2 separate regions of the Homo sapiens genome follow, and region 2 is linked to region 1. Evidence: chromatin contacts called from ENCODE Hi-C data. All regions are on one chromosome and are shown on one strand. The core of a region is the stretch at or near the end of the contact, and the rest is flanking DNA. Distances in the headings are between cores, read along the strand shown.

Region 1 (4,737 bases), core at 158-2,657:
AAAATACAAAAATTAGCTGGGCGTGGTGGCACGCACCTGTAGTCCCAGCTACTAGGGAGGCTGAGGCAGAAGAATCACTTGAACCTGGGAGGCAGAGGTTGCAGTGAGCTGAGATTGCTCCACTGCACTCCAGCCTGGGTGACAGAGCGACACTCTGTCTCCAAAAATAAAATAAAATAAAATAAAATAAAATAAAATAAAATAAAATAAAATAAAATAAAGCTAGTTTCTTCTAATCCTTCTAAAGAAATATTGAACATTCTATTTAAAGAATATATATATTTGAAGAAATGTCAAGTTGTTAGCCTGATGAAGTTCTTACATCTCTCTCAACATACCTAGTTCTAACTATGACTCCTTGCCTTTTTCCTTCATGCAGCCTCCAGGTTCATCACATGACTCAGCTAAGAGAAAATATCCAGTGGCTCATCGTTACCTGTGGGAGGAGGTCTGAACTCCATGGCTTTGCATTCATGTTCTTGTTTGTCTCACTTCAACCTTCATTCCCTCCAAGTCCTCGTTGTCCTCCCAGGGTTCCTCTGCTACAGCCGGGGGAGTCTGATCCCTGCTTCCTAAATTTCTCTGAAGCTTATCTACACCTATGTTTTTGCTCCACTCTTCTTTCTCCTTTATACACCAATTATTCTCCTGTTTTATCCAAATTATTCCCTTCTGCAAGACTCACATCAAGTACGATTTCTTTCTAGATGGCTCTAACTCAGTTATTGTTATCTAATTGCACACATATCTCTGATTATTGGCATTAGTCATTTGGAAATTTATTGTATGCTGCTTTGTTTTATTATTTCTCTTTTTCACCTGCCTTGTGCTTACTTCCCCAATTGGACTACAGATTCTTTAAGGATTAGAAGGCTAATATACCTACTTTTTGTCTCTATAGCATCTAAAACAGTAATCTGCAGATATTAGGTATTCAGAATATAATTCAATCTAGAATCATTTGGGAAGTTTAATTTTTAAAGAACTCTGAATCATTTTTCTCAAAACTGTCATATAATGCTAAATTTTCATTTCAGGTTCTGAGAGATTCTTTTCTTTTAAGCCCAGCATTTATGACTTTCAAATTTTAATAAATAGAACGCCCAAAGTTAGTCAACAGAAACGTCCTAAGTTAACGTGGGTGACCTAAGTTCCTTTGCTGTATTTTGTACACGTTTTATATATTGCATCAAGAAAAGCAAATGATTGCTGAAATGAGTAATAAGGAGCTTCACTGGCTAGTCAATCTTATTCCGGAAGCAAAAACTTCCACGCAAGGCTCATTTACATGTGCACACTGCAAAAGGAAGTTTTGGGCAAAATGTCTGCAGACTCTGTTCAACATGCGTGTCCCACTTAACCACATGATCCTTATAAAACCACCTATATCCGTTCTCATACACAGTGTCTAGCCGTTGTGTTAATCACTACTGACAGCTGCACTTTTTTTTTTTTAAGCTTCTGAGCTCTTTTGTGGCAATGTGGCGGGTTGTAAGTAAAGCAAATGCCACTTTAAAGCTAATCATGCTCGGTATAACTTTTACATACCATCATAAAGAGTTATTTGCTTACATATTCAGCTCTTGCTCTACACTAGGAGTTCTTCGAAGGCAGGGACTATTTGTTATTTATTTCTTCATCATCTCCAGCACAGGGCCTGACAGGTGCTTAGTGACTGTTTATTGAATGAGTGTTTGCAGAAAAAATAAATCAAGAGATGGAGAAATAAAGAAATCTGAGAGGTGGAGAAATTAATAGTAGTCCCACAACCAATGAATTAATTGATAAATGTTTACTAATCTCCTACTTTTGAGCCCTGAACTTCAAAGAGAGTGAAGGGAAATATGATAGAACAGACTCATTCAGGATCACTTTTTACTCAATTTAAAATGCAGGCAAGTGAAAACAGAAACTGGGAGGAAAAAGAGTTCTCCTCTATTCTCCCCTAATTCCTTTATTGAGAGGAGAACTTGCATGGATGTTCTTGGATTATCCAAAGCTTGTTTCCTCCATTCTAGACATTATCATGAAAGGCACGAACTGGTGGTTTATTTTGCCTTCTTAATGTTAAAAAAAATAGAAAATTTTACACTGATACTCAGATTTACACTGATACTCTGTTCTTGAAAAATATCTAGCAACCGTAGGTCAAAATTTCTGCATAGCAATAATTTTTTGAAACTAAACAGTGGCTGCAACCTTTAAACAGGGTACATGGGTAGTATCTCCAGGTTGCCATTGTGTCCATTTTTGAGGCACATGGAACTTTACAAGCGCTATCTGTAGTAAAAACCTGGGTGCTGAAAAATTCTTGATTGAGTTTAGAATGGAAGGGATTCTGGAGGGTGGGTGAAACATGAACTAACTTAATTTAGCTATACACATTATCTAGATAGAGTGAAAAATACATTGAACTTGGGATCATTTTTTAGTATATTTGCCACTGCTTAGCTGTGTTTATATCTTTAAACACTTGGACCTTATTCTCTTCATTTTTTAAAAAAGGCCACTACAGCCGCTTTCAGCTTTACCATTTTCGATTTTATTTTTTAGTTACCTATCCAACATAAGTGGATTATAAGACAGGAGAGAAACCTATAGGGAAAAAGGAAGGAGAAGAAGAAGGAGCACGTAGAAGAAGTAAACTGATGTTAATTTAGTCCCTACTTCATAGCTACTCTTTTACATTGTCTCTTGTAACCATCACCAACCCATCATGAGATAGTTATTATCCCTGGTTTATAAATGAAAAACAAGGATTTGGAGTTTCAGAACACACTGTAGAGGCAGAATGTGTGTCCTGGCTTCTTTGGCCCTAAACAGCGGATACTTTCAACAGGACTTGTTGATTTTAGTGCCTTTCCTTTCATAGAAAATTAGATTCGTGGGCCAAGTATGGTGGCTCATACCCGTAATCCCAGCACTTTGGGAAGCTGAGGTAGGTGGATCGCTTGACCTTAGGAGTTTGAGACCAGCCTGCGCAGCATGGCAAAACCTTGTCTCTACAAAAAATGCAAAACTTAGCTGGGCATCGTGGTGCACAGGCCTGAAGTCCCAGCCACTAGGGAGACTGAGATGGGAGGATTGCTTGGGCCCAGGAGGTTGAGGCTGTAGTGAACCATGATTGCACCACTGCACTCCAGGCTGGGGGACAGAGCAAGACCCTGTCTTAAAAAAAAAAATTGGATTGGCTATACGATAGCTTCACGTCAACTCTGAATCATGGGGTTAGATTTAGAATGCTATAAAAAATTAAACAATATAATAAATATAAAGCATCTGGCATGAAACCAAGTATATAACGGATGCTTAATAAATATAAATCTTACTCCTTGTTGGTTGCCTTAGAAATCATTGCACTGGCCGGGTGCAGTGGTTCACGCCTGTAATCCCAGCACTTTGGGAGGTTGAAGCAGGTGGATCACCTGAGGTCAGGAGTTCGAGACCAGCCTGGCCAACATGGTGAAACCCCATCTCTACTAAAAATACAAAAATTAGCCAGGTGCAGTGGTGCACACCTGTAATCCCAGCTACTTGGGAGGCTGAGGTGGGAGAATCACTTGAACCTGGGAGGCAGAGGTTGCAGTGAGCTGAGATAGTGCCATGCACTCCAGCATGAGTGACAGAGTGAGACTCTGTCTCAAAAAAAAAATTGCATTTGTATATTTGATGAATTCATAACCTTAGACATTTAGTGGTTGAAAGAGTTAATAGCAATAAAATATGAACTATTTACAGTGGCAAATATATATCTATATCTAGTGGTATGTATCTGTCTATGTATGTACCTATAGATATATATATCTTTGAGTTTTAAGACTTGACCATAGCCTATTTAATTCAAATAATATAGGAGATATTTCACAATCACTGACTGGAATCTTCCTAGCATAGTATATGTATCAGCAGAAATCACTATAACAAAGAGAATCTAATGTAAATCTTGGCATACTGGTTACTAAATGTAGTTTTATAAAGGGCAATCTAATAAATGTCTTTGGTTTCCAAGGTGCTAACAACAGATTGGAATAATAAACCCTTCTGTTCTCGGAAACCAGAAATGTCTTTAGGAATCCTGGCAAAGGAAAAAAAAAATCTCTGTAATCTGATCAAGCCCAAACATTTGCAAAAGAAAATTAACTTACATAACACTGGCCCAGATCTTATTATTTAGAACCATTTTTGAGATCATGAGGCATATATTTTGCTTTACACTCATAAACATGTAGCCAAAGTGAATTAATTATGAATAATTTAAAAATGATCAAAGTTTGTTGGTTAATAATGATGAATCAACTTGAGTTGATGGTGGGTTCTGGGATGAAATGAAAGGGAAAGGACCAGGTAGAGATGAGGAGTACTTTGACTGATTTGATTACACACTCAATGGTGTGTAATCCTACTTCCATACTGAGAAGGCCTGTGCCGGCCCAAAGAGCCAAGCTTCCTGCCTACCAGTGGAAGTCAGGAAAGCAGTGGTATGCTGAAGAGCAGCCAACAGCTTACCTTATAGTACAAGCATCCTGTGTAGGGTAAATTAAAAAACAAGAGATGTCTTGTTTGTTTTTTTTTGTTTTGTTTTGTTTTTGCCTGGTTCTATTTTATTTTTGGTCCAAATCACACTAAGAAGGAGTCTTAAGATTTTGAAGGGATAAACATCAGGAAAATTGATTCTTTTCTGTAACTTTAAATTATTTAAAGTTAGACAGCATCTTTCTGACAATACTTTATTTATGT
Region 2 (4,290 bases), core at 1,723-4,222, 1.0 Mb before region 1:
TATGCCCAGCATTATAGCAAGATATTCTCTAACCTAATCATATCTTTTAAGATGCAGGATTTAAAAATATCTTTTAAAATTCATCTAACCTAGCAAGAAAGTGGGGAAACTCTGAAAGGCAAAAAGTGACAAGAAAAGAGCGAATCCAGAGAGAGACCAAGTATTGAAATCACCAGTGGATTTCCAAAAAGCATTTGCAGATCACTTGGTTTTTACTGATAAACATGAGATTGAGAAAACAAAGCTTAAGGATCCCAGAAGATGAGATGTCAAATTACAATCCTCCAAAAAGTTGGCACTCAAAAGAGATGACAAGTCAGACAAAGAGTGAACTACATAAATAAAAGCACCTATGAAGGAAGACAGTGAGGAAAACTGCCTGACTAGGCCTAGGCCATGGGTGGAGAGAAAAAAATGTCTTGCCTGAGAATTGCTAACAATAAAGCAAACTTCATAACAGATGCGAGATCAGACTTTACATTATTTTTACAGCCTGAAAAACCTCGAGTAGAAAATAATTTAAGGTAGTCCAAATTGTAGTGCTCTCAGATGCTAGACAGAGGCAAACAAATGCTCTCTGTAGAAATGACCTCAACCTCAGACCCCAAAGAATTCCCACAGATAAAAGTCTCAACAAGCATAAGCTCACAATTGAAACACAAATCACAACTGGAAACAAGCCTGTGTGACTGAGACTTAAACAAATCAGTTCCACAAAAACTGCAGGTGTTTAAATTATCAATGTAAAATATGAATAATTAATGTTAAAAAAGAACAGATATCATATCTTATTTCAGGCTACTATAATAAATTACCATAGACTTAGAGGCTTAAACAAATATTTTTCACAGTTCTAGAGTTCAAGAATAGGGTACCAACATGGTCAAGGTTTTGGTGAAAGCTGTCTTCCTGGTTACAAAATCTCATGGCCTTCCTTGGTGTATGCATGCAGAGAGATCTTCTGTCTCCTCCTCTTTTCCTAAGAGCCCTGTGAGAGCTCTACCCTCATGACCTCATCTAATCCTAATCACCTCCCACAGGCCCCACCTTCAAATACCATCACATTCTTGATTAGGGTTTCAACACATGAATTTGGGGGGACAGACACTCAGTCTACAGCAGTTAGTAAAAGAATATAATGGCAGAATAAGCAAGTACCAAAACTATGAACCAGCAGATATGCAAAACAGTTAAGTAGAAAGGAAGAGTATAATATTAAAGTGAGAAATTCAAAGGAAGAGTTAAATAAGTTATTTGATATGGCAGAAAAGAAAGTAAGTTCAAAGATAGAGAGCTAAAGATTGAATGCAGAATGAAACACAAAGAGACAGATGGAAAATATGACATCTGAGATGTTGTGAAACATGAAGTTCGGAGTGAGAAGGTATAATAAAGATCTACTAACGATGTGGTGGTGCCTCCTGTAGTCCCAGCTACTTGAGAAGCTGAGGCAGGAGAATTGCTTGAGCCTGGGAAGTCAAGGCTGCAGTGAGCTGTGACCATGCCACTGCACTCTAGCTTGGGTGACAGAGCGAAACCCTGTCTCACGCACAACAAAAAAACTACTAAGATTTTCAAAAGATCCTACAAAGAATGGAACAGAAGCTCTAACAGACGAAATATTGATGGGGAGCTGACAAAAGACACCCATCCAAAGACTTAGGTATCCCAGAACATCTTAAGCCAGGTTAATAGAAAGAAATCCACACCTAGACTCATAGTAAACCAAAAACAATTTTAAAAGATCTTTAAAGCAACTAGAAAAGTAGAACAATGAAACTGAAAGCTGACTCTTCAAAAACTGAAAGCTGGAAACAGCTGAACGAAGTCTTCAAGGTGCTAAACATATATACATAATTCTTAATCTCCGAAAGATTTTCAACAAGGATGCCAGGACCATTCAATGGAGAAAGGACAGTTTCTTCAACAAATGGTGTTGAGAAAACTGAATATCCACAGGCAAAAGAATGTAGTTGGACCCTTACCTTACATCACATTCAAAATTTAACTCAAAGTAGATCAAAGACCTAAAAGATCTGAACTGTAAAGCATACAAGGAAAAATAGGGGAAAATCTTCATGACATTGGATTTGGCAAGGATTTCTTGGATATAACAACAAAAGCATAGGCAACAAAAGTAAAAGCTTCTGTGCAAAGGGCACAATCCACAGAGTGAAAATGCAGCCTACAGAATGGGAGAAAATATTTGCAAATCATGTATCTGATAAGAGGTTAATATCCAGAATATAAAAAAAAATGCCTTTAACAAGAAAACAGCCCAAGCTTTTAAAACAGACAAATCCTTTGAATAAACATTTCTCCAAAGATGATATATAAATGACCACGTATATGCAAAGGGACCCAACATTACTAATCATTAGGAAAACGCAAATCAAAACCCCAATGGATATCACCTCACGCCCATTAGGAATTCTACTATCAGAAAAAAAAAAAAAAATGGAAGTTAAATGTTGGTAAGGACAGGAAAAAATTACCAAGGATGGGAAAAATAGTGTTGGTGGGAATGTAAAATTGTACCGCCACTATAAAAGATAACCCTCAAAAAAAATAAAATAAAATAGAATTGCCGTATGATCCAGGAATTCTACATCTGGGTCTCTATTCAAAAGAAAGCAAGATCTCAAAGACTTACTTGCCCACCTATGTTTGTAGCAGCACTATTCACAATAGCCAAGTGGTGGAAATAACGTAGGTGTTGACCAGCAGATAATGGATAAACATAATGTGGTATATACATACTGATATGGTTTGACTGTGTCCCCACTGAAATCTCTTCTTGAATTCCCCACGTGTTGTGGGAGGGACCCAGTGGGAGGTAACTGAATCATGGGAACAGATCTTTCCTATGCTGTTCTCATGATAATGAATAAGTCTTATGAGATCTGATGGTTTTATAAGGGGGAGTTTCCCCACACAAGCTCGCTCTCTCTCTGCCTGCTGCCATCCACGTAAAATGTAACTTGCTCCTCCTTGCCTTCCACCATGATTGTGAGGCCCCCCGAGCCACGAGGAACTGTAAGTCCATTAAAACTCATTCTCTTGTAAATTAGCCGATCTCAGGTATGTGCTTATCAGCAGTGTGAAAACAGACTAATACACATACAATGGAATATTATTTAGACTTAAGAAGGAAAGAAATTCTGACCACATCCTACAATACAGATAAATCTTGGACACACTATGCTAAGTGAAATAATCCAGTCACAAAAGACAAGTGTAAGAGTCTTCCCTTATCGTCAGGGGATACATTCCAAGATCCCTGTGGATGCCTGAAACCAAGGGTATTAATGATGCCTATATATATGATGTTTCTTCCTGTACATACATACCTACAATAAAGTTTAATTTATAAATTAGGCACAGTAAGAGATTAATAACTAATAATAAAATAGTACAATTATAACAATATGCCAGCATCACTGCTCTTGTACTTTGGGGCCATTATTAAGTAAAATAAGGGTTACTTGAAAACAAACGCTGCAATACCTGGACAGGTGATCTGATCACTGAGATGGCTACTAGGTGCCTACCAGTCAGGTAGCATATGCGGAAGGGCTATGCTGGACAAAGGAATGATTCACATCCTGGGCTGAATGGGACAAGATTTCATCACACTACAAAGAATGTCACCCAATTTAAAACTTACAAATTGTTTATTTCTGGAAATTTTTATTTAATATTTTCAAACCACAGTTGACAGCAGGTAACAAACTGCAAAAAGTGGAACCACAAGTAAGGGGAGTCTACTGTACTGTATTATTCCTCTTACATGAGGTATCTAGAGTAGTCAGATTCATGGAACCTATTCACAGAAACAGAAAGTAGAACGGTGGTTGTCAGAGCCTTGGGGGAGGGGGAAAGGGGGAGTTGTTTAATGAATCAAAAGTTTCACTTCTGCAAGATGAAAACATTCTGGAGATCAGTCACACAACAATTTGAATATACTTAAAACTGCTAAAAACGACTGGGAGGTAAAAATGATAACAATTGAACTTAGAAAAAGTTAAGACGACAAACTTCATTTTTTCCATTTTTTTCTACAACAAACATTTTTAATACAATTAAATACAGTCAATCACGTGTTGCTGAGGTGATTTTGTCATTGTGCAAACAACATAGAGTGTACTTCCACAAACCTAGATGGTATAGCCTACTACACACCTAGGCTATATGGTTTAGCCTATTGCTCCTAGGCTACAAACATATACAGCACGTTACTGTATTGAATACTGTAGGCAATTGTAACACGATAAGTATTTGTGTGTCTAA

What was found. Hi-C counts contacts between places; a loop is a spot of excess contacts on that map. Pooled maps may share reads with other maps.
Region 2: a loop to region 1 is called in a pooled map, with 11 times the contacts of the local background. The contact joins two enhancer-like sites. A Hi-C loop is called at or near these places in 2 of 37 single-sample maps with no recorded cell type and 7 of 50 pooled maps.

The regions. Positions count from the first base shown.
Region 1 is chr1:192,513,606-192,518,342 of GRCh38, reverse strand. LOC105371664 (a long non-coding RNA gene) reads left to right here. Exons shown (of 5, transcript XR_002958418.2): 5 at 380-4,737. Among named protein-coding and RNA genes, the nearest start is that of RGS1, 60 kb to the left of the region's middle. RefSeq lists enhancers at 1,406-1,525, 1,586-1,705. Within about 2 kb of position 1,407, at least 7 of the 41 ENCODE cell types and tissues checked have a DNase peak (open chromatin) inside an H3K27ac peak, as active enhancers do.
Region 2 is chr1:193,537,438-193,541,727 of GRCh38, reverse strand. The region is part of intron 3 of LOC124904475 (a long non-coding RNA gene); the gene reads right to left. Among named protein-coding and RNA genes, the nearest start is that of LINC01031, 230 kb to the right of the region's middle. RefSeq lists enhancers at 1,344-1,413, 1,664-1,873. Within about 2 kb of position 2,972, at least 9 of the 41 ENCODE cell types and tissues checked have a DNase peak (open chromatin) inside an H3K27ac peak, as active enhancers do.